Regions from separate parts of the Homo sapiens genome. Here regions 1, 3 and 4 are each linked to region 2. A link is a contact called in ENCODE Hi-C or POLR2A ChIA-PET data. All regions are on one chromosome and are shown on one strand. The core of a region is the stretch at or near the end of the contact, and the rest is flanking DNA. Distances in the headings are between cores, read along the strand shown. Region 1 holds the start of LINC00467 (long intergenic non-protein coding RNA 467). Region 2 has its middle 97 kb from the start of INTS7. Region 3 holds the start of TATDN3 (TatD DNase domain containing 3). Region 4 holds the start of TRAF5 (TNF receptor associated factor 5).

Region 1 (3,424 bases), core at 690-3,189, 560 kb after region 2:
ACACACACACACACCACCACATTTTCTTTACCCAATCCTCTGTTGATGGAGGGTCTACAGATTTTATCAGATATTCAAAATGAGAAAATTGTACTCTGAATCCTTCAACCTTGTCTCTGTATCGAGAACACACTACAGGTGGGGTGCAGTGGCTCATACCTGTAATCCCAGCACTTTGGGAGGCCAAGGTGGGAGGACTGCTTGAAGCCAGGAGTTCAAGACCAGCCTGGGCAACATAGTGAGACCCTGTCTCTACAAAAAATACAAAAATTAGCCGGGCATGGTGGTGCACACCTGTAGTCCCAGATACTCAGGAGGCTGAGGTGGAGGCTGCAGTGAGCTCTGATCACGCCACTGCACTCCAGCCTGGGCGACAGAGTGAGACCCTGTCTCAAAAACAAACAAACAAAAAAACAAAAAAAAACACTAAAAACAAACTACAGCCTCCACCTCCCTCAATAGTGAGTACAGAGTTATCACTCCTCTCTCTGAAATTAGATTTATAATATTTTAGTGACCTAGCCTAACCTTAACATTTTACAGATGAGTAAACACATCTAGCACTTTTACCTGATTTGTCCAAAGTTGCTCTTATACAATTTGTATTCTGTGCAACTGAGATGGGATTTATCTGCTATTTTATGTGGCCTTTTTATGAAGGCCTTTTCATGTTTCTCCTTCAGGTCGGAACTAAACCTCAGAGTTCTTCAAAACCCCAATTACCTTTATTGTCTTACATAAGCTAGCTGCCCAAATGTTTGCTGAGAATAGTGATAACCATTGTCATATTGAGGTAGAGGAAGGGGGCTGGTTGGTGGGTACTGGTTTAGGGGTACTTTTTTAAGGAAGCATGAGCACATTTTGGATATGCAAAATATTATTAAGTTTAGAGCTTAGATTTGGAAAAACAACACTTAAGCGTCTGTGTAAGGAGAGCTCTGAGAAAAGGGTTTTCAGACAGAACCCAAATTTCTCAAGAAGAACCCTCTAAACAGCATTAAGGAAAAAAATTCCTCTGTAGAAGCAACTAAGAAAAAAAGGAATACTCAGTATTTGGGAAAGAGAAAGGAATGAATGATAACAACACCAGATTGAGTAAGCTACACAATAAATCCAAATTTCAGCCCTACCACATCCAACCTATGTTGCCTTGAGCAAATTATTAAACTTTTCTGTGCCTCAATTTTCTCATGTCTGCCTACTTAAGGACTGCGTGGGAAGATTAAATAAAATGCATGTAAAGCACTTAGGTCAGTACCTTACTCTTAAGGCACTCTTAAGGGTTTGAGAAGGAAGGGAGGGACGTTAAGTGGAATGGTCCTTGGTACATTTTTGTTCCGCGGCAGTAGGATTCTGAAACAGAGGACATAATTACAAAGAAAGTTGGAGTAAGAAGTGGTGGTGCGGGCATCACATTTTCCTGGTGAGTATCTGAGGGCCCATCACAACTGTAGGAAGCGGAAGGGCTAATAAGTGTCAGGCCAAGAGCACACCCTCCAGGGTGCATCTGAGAAGTCGGCGGCCGTCGAGTATTAGCACTTAAATACTACGAGAGCTTTCATGACAAAGGACACATCTTTTGGGGAAACTCAGAGCTTGGGAGCGGCCTCATTAGCGGGGGACCGGGCAGAGGGGGGCTACCAACAGTCCCCTCGGAGTGACCGAAGGGAGATTGAGGAAAGAGTGAGGTGGGAAGAAAATGGCGGCGCGGCTTCTACCGGTTTGCCTTCACACTCTAGCCACAGCCCCGGCTGGAACGGTCACTTACTGGAAACTGCAGAGAAACAACCTGTTTGGTCCGACTTGACAACCTCAACCGGACCGAAGGTGCTGAACAACCAGTGCGGCGAGCGCCGCGAAACCCAACGCCCGACCGCGTAGGGAACGTCACAGCGCGCGCACGCGCAACAGTCGACTAGAAATGTCCGGCCTACGCCACAGAGCGGGGCGGGAGCGGAAGCGACTCTTCCGGTCGCGGGAGCCTTAGGCAAGAGCTGCTGGACTGGAGGGAGGGAGGGGAGGGGAGGGGAGGGGCGCGGGGACTCAAGCCACGGTTTTTGTGTCCGCGGCTGCACCCCTCTCGAAGCGTTTTCACGCACATGTGAGAAACCTCACACCCTGGGGCCGATTTCTTTAGTAGATTGGCGCCCAAATGGCAAAGATTTCCAGGGATTTGTTTGGGATTCCATATTTTTGTAGATTTGCCGAGATTGGATACTAGTACAATATTGAGAATTCCCGTCCAGCAATGTGGCTATTTTTTTAAATTAATTCAGTTCTCCCTTTGTTTTTCAGGTAAAGCGTTGCAGTTCGCTTGGTGTTGTGCGCATTTAACATTTTTTCATAGCTATTTTTGTTATTGTAGTTTGTTTTTACTAATAGACTATTAATCCATTAGTATCCTTGTATAAGAATGGCTTTTGATTGTTGATCTATCTGGACACTTCACTAAACGTTCGTATTCTAAAAATTTGACAGGCAGTCCTCTTTGATTTGTAGGTAAGAATTTATCTGTAAAGAACAATTTTGGCTTTTCCCAAGAATCCAGTGCAACACTGAATAGTAGCCGGAGGTACTTATTTCTTACCAGGAGTTATTTTGGATTGCATCTTAGGTTTCATTCAAGATATCTTCTGCAGGTTTATGGTGTGTGTGTGTGTGGGTGTATAGGCAAATTATGTTCTTTTCGTAGTTTACCATATCGGTTTTTTTTTTAATCAGCAAATGACTAAGTTTTACCAAGTATTTTCAGTATCAGTCTTTGAGATGATTGTATGGCCTTTTTTCCATTACTCTACAATAAAATAACTACAATAATAGATTTTCTAATGGTGAGCCAAACTTAGAATCCTGGTATCTTATTTTTTCAATATATTGCTGGATGCAATTTGCTGTGTAGTTAATTTTGGATTTTCATGTATGCACCTAAGTTAGATTGGCTTATGGTTTTCTTTTGCTGTCCTTGTCTAGTTTTGGTATCAGGTTGTGCTAGGAGTCAGACAGGTTAACTTATTTTTGTATGACCTGGAATAGACATAGCATGTGTGAATGATACATTTCTTAGGTTTTGAAGAACTCATCTTTAAAGCCTTCTGGGTGTGGTGCCATCTTAATGGATAGTTTTGTTTTTTATATAGCGTCCATCGTTATTGATACCTAGAATTTTTTCTTTTGCTTCTTGAGAAAATTAGTTTTTTCTAGAAAAGTATTGGCCGGGTGCGGTGACTCACGCCTGTGATCCCAGCACATTGGGAGGCCGAGGAGGGCGGATCACGAGGTCAGGAGATCGAGACCATCCTGGCTAACACGGTGAAACTCCGTCTCTACTAAAAATACGACAATGAAAAATTAGCCGGGCATGGTGGCGGGCGCCTGTAGTCCCAGCTACTCAGGAGGCTGAAGCAGGAGAATGGCTTGAACCCGG
Region 2 (3,240 bases), core at 90-2,589:
AGCACAACCCATTGTACTGCTAACAGCCAGAACATTCTCATAAAATGTGTACAGATCTACAGTGTCCACGGTTGAATGACATCTCTTCAGATGCAGCCCAGTTGTATGAGGTTCACACAACCTACACAGTCATCTCAGCACCTGGGAACACGTGCTTAGGAAAAATTGCCAGAGCAGTGCAGAACCCCTTGTTCTTTTACCAGGTGTGGAAACAGCTGAATCAGAAAGCCTGGGTTTCACTCTTGGTTCTGGTGAATTAGCTGTGTGACCAAGCAAGTCACTTTACCTCTACATCTTAGGGGTTTTTTTTTTTGTCTGTCAAGTGACTGAATTAGACTGGTTTTCTGGATTCCAGCCTAGAGTTGTATTATCAAGTGACTGAAAGACTAAAAACAAACAAAAACATTTCTTAAATTGGAGATCTTTTTTATTTGTAATTAAGTGGCTATTTTCAGGGTTAAAGTTTACAATGTGGATTTCAAGCTTCTGGTGCCATTCAAGGTAGATTTCTCCAAAAAAGAAGCAAATCTTGTAAGCCATCAATTCCCTTTGAGAACTTCCCAAATGTTATGTTCTTAAAAGATAGGTTTTGATAGCTATGTTTATGAACTTTTTAACTTGGTGTATTATGGGCTCCTGGCACAAACTCAGAAAGGAATTTTTTTTTTTTTTTTTTGAGACAGAGTCTCGCTCTGTTGCCCAGGCTGGAGTGCAGTGGTGCAATCTCAGCTCACTGCAACCTCTACCTCCCAGGCTCCGGTGATTCTCCTGCCTCAGTCTCCCGAGTAGCTGGGATTACAGGCATGTGCCACCACGCCTGGTTAGTTTTTATATTTTTTAGTAGAGATGGGTTTCACCATGTTGGCCAGGATGGTCCCAAACTCTGGTGATCGCCCGTCTTGGCCTCCCAAAGTGCTAGGATTACAGGTGTGAGCCACCGTGCCTGGCCAGGAATTATTAAAATAAAAGCAAGTCCAAGAAGTTCAGAGTATAACTGAACTGAACATAACTCTGAAGCAAGAAAGACTTATTTTAGTATGTCCATTAGATCCAGGATTGGAACTCTGATTTTGTTTAGTAAAATATCTACTGAATTTTTGGCATCAACTGTTAAATGGTTATTTGTGGTGGGGGAAGCTGTTTATAACTTCAACACTACACTAATGAATGAAAAGAAAAATGAGATGCAGAAAAGAAAGATGCATACTAATTGTGAAGTGGGCATGTTCCCTAAATTTAGAAATATGAAGGGCACTTGCTGGTTAAAGCTAGGAAGACAGGACTAGTTTTTCTCAGTGCTTCGTCACTTTGCAGTGCAGTAGTGTTTCCTTATCTGCAGTTTTTGCTTTTCACTTTCACTTTGCTTTTCAGTTTCAGTTCCCAGAGGTGAAGATAGACCACATTCACATAATTTTTATTACAGTATATTGTTACAATTGTTCTATTTTATAATCACTTAATCTCTTTACTGTGCCTATTTTATAAATTAAACTTTGGCATAGGTGTGTATGTATAGGAAAAAATGTAGTGTATATAGGGTTTGGTACTATCCTCAGTCATAGGCATCCACTGGGGATCTTGGAACGTATCTCCTACTGATAAGGGGGACTGCTGTGTAGTCCAGTGACTGAGAGCACCAGCCTTTGGGGCCATACTGCCGAGGTTCCAATCTTAACTTTATGACCTTGGACAAGCTACTTAGTCTCTCTATGCCTCAATTTCCTTATTCCTAATAGAGAAACATATTAGTGTTTCATGGGGTAGGTATGAGAATTAAGTGAGTTAGTATAGAATTTACTTAGAACATGCTTGGCATATAGTAAAACAGATATATAAGCATTTGCTTTTATTATTACTACTACTGTCATTATCCTCCTTAGTATTTTTTTTTCCAAAGTGTTAGATCAGTTCTCACTGAGCATTTTATTACCTTGTCTCTGCTATTAAACACATTTAAGCTATCTTTCCTAATGCAATTTGGGTACATTGAGTAATAATGATCTAAACAAAATAGAATTTCTGTCTACTATGCTATAAATCATTTAATTAAAATATGTAAAGGCAGACATACAAGGAAATATATGTAAATACATTCTGCTGATTGCCTTCAGTGATGATAGCAATAGAATGTTGACTATTCAGAAATTAATGTATTCCAGCTTAAACTAAGACCTTCAGACATAACCTTTCTAGCGCAAACCAACCAAGATAGCAGGCAATTTGCAACTGGGGAATATGCCATTTCTCATGTTAAGATACTGTTCAGAGAAGAACAAACCAATTAGACAAGATCCTCAGACTAGGGTCCCAGAGAAGTCAGTTTAAATTCTATTTATAAGACTCATCATTAATCCTTAGATAAGTCACTTGATCTTTCTGTGCCAATACCTGCCAACAGAATATTGAGAATAAGATGACCTGGCACTTGGTATGTAGAGTATAGGCACCACTGACCAACAGAACTTTCTGTAATGATGGAGGCGTTCTAAATTTGCACTAACCGCTACAGCCACTGGCCACATGTAGCTATTGAGTACTTAAAATATGGCTAGTGTGATTGAGGAACTGAATTAATTTACTTTTAATTCAGTTAAATTTAATTATTTTATTTATTTATTTATTTATTTATTTATTTATTTATTTAGAGATGGAGTTTTGCTCTTGTTGCCTGGGGTGGAGTGCAATGGTGCGATCTCAGCTCACTGCAACCTCCGCCTCCCAGGTTCAAGTGATTCTCCTGCCTCAGCCTCCCAAGTATCTGGGATTACAGGCATGTGCCACCACACCCGGCTAATTTTGTATTTTTAGTAAAGGTGGAGTTTCATCATGTTGGTCAGGCTGGTCTTGAACTCCTGACCTCCAGTGATCCACCCCCATCGGCCTCCCAAAGTGCTAGGATTACAGGCATGAGCCACCATGCCCGGCCTCCTTCAGTTAAATGGCTTCATGTGGCTACTGCCTATGGAGTTGGAAAGTGCAGGGAATGAAAAATGAAAAAATGAGAACTGTTACCTTAAGACCTAGATGACCCTTAAGTGGATTTCTAGATAAGGGGGCCTACATTGGAATTCTTTGACTCACTAAAAGTTCCACACGAAAGAGTGTATAGATGACAAGGAGGGTATTTAGGTTCATGCGTTTGCTTTGCTTCTAGTATTAAATACTATGTTGAGGCCGGGCACGGTGGCTCACGCCTGTAATCCCTGCACTTTGGGAGGCCGAGGCGGGCAGATCACAAGG
Region 3 (3,663 bases), core at 268-2,767, 850 kb before region 2:
AAAACTCTGTCTCTATTAAAAATACAAAAAATTAGCCAGGCGTGGTGGGACACACCTGTGATCCCAGCTACTTGGGAGGCTGAGACAGGAGAATTTTTTGAGCCCAGGAGGTGGAGGTTGCAATGACCTGAGATCATGCTATTGCATTTCAGCCTGAGGGACACAGCCAGACTCAATCTAAAAAAATAAAAAAATGAAAATAAATTTTAAAAAAGCCCTTTAATGAATCTGCATTGTGCTTCAAATGCAATCCAAATTCCTTACTGACCCACCTCATCTATCCCCTGCAAACCTCCCCAGTTTTGTTTCATGCCTTTCTCTTTCTAGCTCATCAGGCTCCACTTAGCTTTTTGGCAACTGAAATGTGCCAAATTCTAGCTTGTCTGGGGGCCTGCAACCTATCTGTTTCCCTAACCAGCATACACTCACCCCCTTGCTTGGGTGGCTCCTTGTCTTTTCAGCCTTAAGTGTCAGCTCCTGGGAGGATTTCCCCCTGAAATAAAACCCCCCTTAATCCTCTATTATTAGTCTCTAGTTTCCCACGTAATGGGTAAAACAGTTTGTAACTGATTTTACGTGTGTATTATTATTTTAATTGAGACGGGGTCTCACCACATTGCCCAGGCTGGTCTCAAACTCCTGGGCTCAAGCGATCCACCCACTTCGGCCTCTCATAGTGCTAGGATTACAAGTGTGAGCAACCACACTCGGCCATGTATTTTTGTTTGTTTGTTTGCCTCTCTCCCCCATTTGTGAATTTTTTTTTTTTTTTTTTTTTGAGACAGGGTCTCACTGTTACCCAGGCTGGAGTGCAGTGGCTTGATGTCAGCTCACTGCAACCTCCACCTCCTGGGCTCCAGCGATTCTCCCACCTCAGCCTCCCGAGTAGCTGGGACCACAGGCAAACGCCACAATCACCGGCTTTTTTTTTTTTTTTGTAGGGACGAGGTTTCACCATGTTGCCCAGGCTGGTCACGATCTCCTGGACACAGGAGATGCGCAGCGCCCGCCTCGGCCTCCCAAAGTGCTGGGATTACGGGCGTGAGCCCGCGCCCGACCTCTCCCCGATTTGAACGCGTTTCGAGGACCGCTTCCCACAAAGAGTGGCATCTCAGCCAGGAGGTGAGAGCCCCGAGGGGAAAAACAGGCCAGCCAAGGGGAGTGAGGGAACGATTCCAGGAACTCAGAAGAGCAAACAAAAGCCTTGTGGAGATAGCTTACCGCTACTGAATCAGGAAAAAAAAATCGGTATGTCTGAGGTTAAATAGGGAATAGGGAAATGAGGGGCAAGGTCATATGGCCATAAACAAGGGTCTGGGCGGGGGATATGGGGTTTCGTCCCAAGGGAGGAGAGCAAAGATAACACGAGGGGAAAGGACGGGGGCCTCCCTGCTCCCTCTGGTCCCGTATCGCCCTCACATACGCGGTCAAAGTCCGGGGCGGAGAGGTGGCAGTGACAGTCCACCAAGCCTACGCCAGCCGCTCGCATTGCGCCCCGGCGGCTGCCGCTTTAGACCGGCCAGCAGAGCCGGAGCCGGAACGTTTCAGCTGCAGCGTCCTGAGTTTCCAGCCGGATGCATGCTGGTTACACCAGTGTGAACCCGCTTTTCCGCTCCCAGAGTGCCCCGCCCACAGTTCCGACGAAAAATGGCGGGGTCTCCTGAGTTGGTGGTCCTTGACCCTCCATGGGACAAGGAGCTCGCGGCTGGCACAGAGAGCCAGGCCTTGGTCTCCGCCACTCCCCGAGAAGACTTTCGGGTGCGCTGCACCTCGAAGCGGGCTGTGACCGAAATGCTACAACTGTGCGGCCGCTTCGTGCAAAAGCTCGGGGACGCTCTGCCGGAGGAGATTCGGGAGCCCGCTCTGCGAGATGCGCAGTGGGTACGGGACCAGTTAGCCAGTTCTTTACTCATCATCCTCTTACCCAACACCCAGGATCTTAGGATTCAGAAAGATCCCACGCCAGGCCTTGGCAGAATTAACGGTGCCCCAGGCTACTGTAGAACCAGTTCGAGAAACGCTAGAGGAGAAAGAAATAGATGCTAATGTCAGCTGGGTCTTATTAATTACTTAGACCAGCGCTGTCCAGTGAAAATACAAGGCAAGCTAATCTTTATGTAGTTTTAAACTAAAAGTAAGAAATAGGTGAAGTTAATGGAAATAAGACATTTTGTTTAACCCAATAAATCCAAGGTATTTTAACATGTAATAATATCAAATGAATGAGATATTTTACATTCTTTTGTTCGTACTAAGCTTTTCAAATCTGGTGTGCTGCATTTACGGCACATCTTCGAACTAGTTACATTTAAGCGCTCAGTAACTACAAAGTGGCTAGTGGCTCACCTGTTGGACAATGCAGCCGCAGACAATGAGGAATTCTCCTGGAAAGGGTAATTCTGGAAGTCAGCCATTCACCCAAGCAGCATTTGATCTTTCCTTTTGCATGTTTTATTTATTTATTTATTTTATTTTATTTTTTTTTTTTGAGACAGAGTCTCGCTCTGTCGCCCAGGCTGGAGTGCAGTGGCGCGATCTCGGCTCACTGCAAGCTCCGCCTCCTGGGTTCACGCCATTCTCCTGCCTCAGCCTCCTGAGTAGCTGGGACTCCAGGCGCCTGCCACCACGCCCGGCTAATTTTTTTGTGTTTTTAGTAGAGACAGGGTTTCACCGTGTTAGCCAGCATGGTCTCGATCTCCTGACCTCGTGATCCGCCCGCCTTGGGCTCCCAAAGTGCTGGTATTACAGGCGTGAGCCACCTCGCCCGGCCTATTAACCTTTATTTTTACTGTTTGCACTGTGGTCATTCATAACTCACAAATGTGCGGTATTATGAGCTTTTAAATTTTTTCCGCTAATATAAGTAGATTGGTGCCTGTTATAAGGAAGCACACAATCCCTTTATTTCTTGTGTTCCCAAAAAACTACCACCTTCAGGGCTTTGCAAAAATATTTAAGAAAGGCTTGGGAAATGTGGTATAGAGGCAAATGTATGATCTTAGTAAAGTTTTCAACCAACACAATTTTTTTTAACCTATTTTAGTCTTGTAAAGAAAATGTTTTCACTCTAAAACAGGCAAAAGGGGTCGGGCGCGGTGGCTCACGCCTGTAATCCCAGCACTTTGGGAGGCCGAGGCGGGCGGATCACGAGGTCAGGAGATCGAGACCATCCTGGCTAACATGGTGAAACCCCGTCTCTACTAAAACAATAATAATAATAATACAAAAAATTAGCCGGCCATGGTGGCAGGCACCTGTAGTCCCAGCTACTCGGGAGGCTGAGGCAGGAGAATGGCGTGAACCCGGGAGGCGGAGCTTGCAGTGAGCCCAGATCTCGCCACTGCACTCCAGCCTGGGTGACAGAGCGAGACTCCATCTCAAAAAAAAAAGGTTCAGTGGAAGAATGAAGAAACACTTCCTGGGTTGTGACTCTGTATGTAGTTTTGTATATAGTGACTCTTACGTCATTCCCTCCTTGCAAGCAAGGCAAGAATAGGGATATATCTCAGGACGTTTTTAGTAGTTTTTTGGGAGAAGACTTTTGTTGTATAATCTTAGAATTTGTCTGATTCTAGGAAATGCTAAGGTATTTAAAACATTTAGGTGTCTTACAGAAAAAGAGGAACTTGGCTTAACCTATTATATCCTATTTAGTGGGACGAT
Region 4 (3,383 bases), core at 725-3,224, 610 kb after region 2:
ACAAAGAGAAAATGCTTTGCAAAGGAACGAGCTTTACAAACAAATAATTATTTTTCCTTCAAGGTCCTCCCCAGTAAAGCTGAGCTAATCAGAGGAGGTTTGTCTAAGTACTGAGGTGCCTTTCCCACTGCAAGCCTAACAAGACTGACTCTGAGGCATCTAGCTCCCCGACTGTGCAAATCATCCCCACTGAAACATCCCAGTCCCTATCGTCAGGACGTTCAGTGGACGGCAGCTCTTTTCCACACTCTTTCCATCGCCCTACTACCCAAGTCCAGCGGGCTTGCTGCTGACAGAGGGAAATACCACCATCCTACCCTGCCCGTCACAACAGGCCTCTCAGCCCAGAGGCCGTGGGAGAAGTCGCCTTCTCCATCACTTCCCATGTTCCAGATGCTGGCTCAGACACTTTCTCCTGCCTCTGTCCAGGAGCCAGGGATCTGAGAGGTGATCCATTCCATAGAGTTACAACAAAAACAGTAACTGTAACAAAATCAAAAACCTTTACAGAAGCTAGGCGTTTTCCACTTCCATCTTACATCCATCGTTCCTGCAGCAATTTCTGTCTTTCTAGTTCAAATTAGAGTTAGGGATGGAAGTGTTTCCACCCAAACCATCAATTACATTAACACCCCTGTTTTCAGCTTTGTGAGTACATAAGGCAGAGCAGCTGCACTGGGATTTGAGAGTTCCTAGCCCAGCCTTTTGCTGCCTAAAATTATCTCGCACACACCCAAAACTGTTCTATTTCCAGAAATGGTTCAACTAATTTCTTTGCATCTCAGGTCTTCCAGAGCCCTTTTAAAATGCAAGTATCTCTGGAGGAAATAACCATATTCCACTGGCCCCAGCCCAGTTCTCACACAGCACCTGCCCAATAAATATTTACAGAATTAAACTGGTTACCAGATGCCTATCCTCACAGGAGGTGGGTCAGAGCCCAAGGCTATGGAGGGTGGGGGCTGCAGGGGCAGCCCTGGCAGGGAGCCTCGCCTGGTTTCACCAACCTCAATGCTCGCCTGAGGCAGCTCTGCCTGCCACAGCGAGATAACTGAGTTCTCATGAAAGTAAATCTGAAATACCCAAATATGGAAACTTAGCAGAAGGAGGCCGAATGAGCAGAGAAAGTCGGCCAGCCAGAGTGGCCCAGTGGGACCCGCAGCAAGAGCGTGGCCCCGAAAATTCTCAGAACCACCAAGACCCTGCAGAACAGGAACAAAGTGGAGACCATCTGGTACGGAGAACTCAGAATCTGCGAATTCTCTGGGTGCCTCTGGGCAACTCCTTCCACCTCTCGGAGCTTTGGTTTGCGTCAAGGTTCCTTAGAGCTCGCCTTCTGGGGGAGGGGGGTAGCTGCTTTCTAAAGGAAGACGCGCAAACGAACAGCTGGTAGAGGCTTCCATTCCTTGCAATCCTGAAGTTTCATTCTGGAGTTGCTTTGATTGGAAAGCCCTGCAAAGGTGGAGAGGGTGCCTTCGGGTGCGGAAGGGGGCCAGGGCCTGGTTTGCAGTGCGGATGTGCGGGACGTGCCTGAAAGTCCTCCCCGCCAGTGCACCCCGACGGAACCTGGCCCCTCCGGTCCACAGCCGCCCTCTGGACCAGCTCCCCAGCTTTGGACCCCCAGTCTCCGCCCTCGCCACACCTCTCCCCGGCTAAGAAACCCGCTCCGCACCGCTCCCGCTGTCCCCGGGCCGTCGGCGGTCACCTGCCCCGCCGGTCTCCCGCAAGCCCGGGCCCCTCCGCCTCCCCCGGCCCAGCCGCCGCCTCGCGCCCTCCCCGCCGGTCGGGGACCGGCCGGACGCCAGCAGGCGCTTTCGGTTTCAAAGTAACTGGGACGAGATGAAAAGCGCTCGTCGGTGTCCCCACCCCGGCCCTTCCGTCGCGAGGGTGCCCAGGGCGGCGACCCGCCGGACTCACGTGGGGCTCGGCGCGCGGGCTCCGCGAGGCCGGTCTGCAGGCGCGGCTGCTGCTCCTGGCTGCGGCCGGCGGCGGCGGCGAAGCGGAGGCGAGGCCTGGGGCGGGGCCGGGGCGCGGGCGGAGGGGCGCGGGCGGGCGCAGGGGAAGAGCGGACGCGCAGGAAGGGGTCGGGAGGAGGCTGAGACCGTCATCCAGGCGGTTGGAAAGCTAACCTACCCGCTTCAGAACCGTTAGTATCTACAAGTCCAGTCATCTGATTTCCCTCACGTGCGTCTGAATTGTGGCCGTCTTGCTCTTCCGTCAGGCACAACAAGGCTCAGCCCGTCCTCTCCTGTGTTGACCCATTTGCTCAAGGCCTTGCTTGAGATCTGGCTCAAATCAGTCCTTCCTGGACTTTCCTTCAGGGTAGCACAAATTTGCCAGCCCTCCTCTTGCTGTTGGCCTAACACCAGCAATCTCTGAGAGTTGTAGAGCTCCCCGGTTGGCTTCCCAAACATCTCCTGTGGTCCTCAAAACAAGCTGGTGAAGTAGGCCTGGTCATCCCCATTTTACAGATGAGCTGTCTGAGGGCCAGAGCAGCAACGTGGAGTGACGTACCCAAGGTTAGACACGCTCAGCAAGCTCTGCAGCTGGAACTTGAATCCAGGTCTGCTGTCTGCCTGTCTCTCTCCCTCTCTCTCTCTCTATACGTATTTTTTATTTTATTTTATTTTTTGAGACGGAGTCTCGCTCTCACGCCAGGCTGGAGTGCGGTGACGCGATCTCGGCTCACTGCAACCCTGGCCTCCCAGGTTCAAGCAATTCTCCTGCCTCAGCCTCCCGAGTAGCTGGGATTACAAGCATGTGCCACCACGCCGGGCTAATTTTTGTACTTTTAGTAGAGACGGGGTTTCACCATGTTGGTCAGGCTGGTCTCATCTCTTGACCTTGTGATCCGCCTGCCTTGCCCTCCCAACAGGCGTGAGCCACCGCGCTTGGCCTGCGCACTCTTAGATACGGGCTCTTTCTTACAATATATTCTCTCCAAGGGCAATACATTCTATATAAATGAAATGGACCAAAATTCCAATTCTATCTAGATCCTTTACTTTCAGTTAGGCCACCGTGGGAAAAGTACTTAACTGCTCTGAGTTTCAGTTACCGTCCTCGTCAATAAAAGGGGAGAATAATACACACCTTGGGAGTCAAAAACTCAGATGTGCACAGGAGCTCGGCAGGAAACATACAGGAGGGAGGCAGAGGTTGTGGTCATGGAGAAAGGAGGGAGGCGCTGGTGCACTAAAGAGCAGGTGGAGGATCTAGTGGAGCAGCCACCACCCAGTGCCAGCCTATTGTTACCTGATCTCTTATTTCTCCAAAGAGCCAGAAATCCAGATCCAAACCTTTTTTGGTTGGTGAGTTAGATGAACCGCTCCGTGGGGGAGAGGCACTGGTGGGTGTTGCTTTGGGACTGTAGATCTGTCTCA

The links. Hi-C counts contacts between places; a loop is a spot of excess contacts on that map. ChIA-PET counts read pairs that join two places held with the same protein, here RNA polymerase II (POLR2A). Pooled maps may share reads with other maps.
Region 1: a pooled map shows a loop between it and region 2 (4-fold over the local background). The contact joins the promoter of LINC00467 here to the enhancer-like site in region 2. A Hi-C loop is called at or near these places in 7 of 50 pooled maps. POLR2A ChIA-PET finds 5 or more read pairs at or near these places in 2 of 52 experiments (MCF 10A and activated CD4-positive, alpha-beta T cell).
Region 3: a loop to region 2 is called in a pooled map, with 4 times the contacts of the local background. The contact joins the promoter of TATDN3 here to the enhancer-like site in region 2. A Hi-C loop is called at or near these places in 1 of 37 single-sample maps with no recorded cell type and 3 of 50 pooled maps. POLR2A ChIA-PET finds 5 or more read pairs at or near these places in 1 of 52 experiments (activated T-cell).
Region 4: a pooled map shows a loop between it and region 2 (5-fold over the local background). The contact joins the promoter of TRAF5 here to the enhancer-like site in region 2. A Hi-C loop is called at or near these places in 3 of 37 single-sample maps with no recorded cell type and 6 of 50 pooled maps.

The regions. Positions count from the first base shown.
Region 1 is chr1:211,381,270-211,384,693 of GRCh38, reverse strand. It overlaps LINC00467 (long intergenic non-protein coding RNA 467), which reads right to left and starts at 1,939. Exons shown (of 6, transcript NR_026761.2): 1 at 1,769-1,939. LOC124904504 (a long non-coding RNA gene) reads left to right here and starts at 1,950. Exons shown (of 2, transcript XR_007066868.1): 1 at 1,950-2,101; 2 at 2,296-3,424. It overlaps LOC107985259 (a long non-coding RNA gene), which reads left to right and starts at 410. Exons shown (of 2, transcript XR_001738447.1): 1 at 410-1,423; 2 at 1,740-1,868. RefSeq lists an enhancer at 1,757-1,826.
Region 2 is chr1:211,936,995-211,940,234 of GRCh38, reverse strand. No RefSeq gene overlaps it. Among named protein-coding and RNA genes, the nearest start is that of INTS7, 97 kb to the left of the region's middle. RefSeq lists an enhancer at 1,251-1,330. Within about 2 kb of position 1,339, at least 5 of the 41 ENCODE cell types and tissues checked have a DNase peak (open chromatin) inside an H3K27ac peak, as active enhancers do.
Region 3 is chr1:212,789,748-212,793,410 of GRCh38, reverse strand. It overlaps TATDN3 (TatD DNase domain containing 3), which reads right to left and starts at 1,517. Exons shown (of 10, transcript NM_001042552.3): 1 at 1,424-1,517. The coding sequence starts at 1,489. It overlaps NSL1 (NSL1 component of MIS12 kinetochore complex), which reads left to right and starts at 1,634. Exons shown (of 6, transcript NM_015471.4): 1 at 1,634-1,881. The coding sequence starts at 1,648. RefSeq lists enhancers at 1,429-1,708, 2,183-2,961.
Region 4 is chr1:211,325,424-211,328,806 of GRCh38, reverse strand. It overlaps TRAF5 (TNF receptor associated factor 5), which reads right to left and starts at 1,974. Exons shown (of 11, transcript NM_001033910.3): 1 at 1,918-1,974. RefSeq lists a silencer at 1,680-2,049 and enhancers at 2,110-2,499, 2,769-3,270.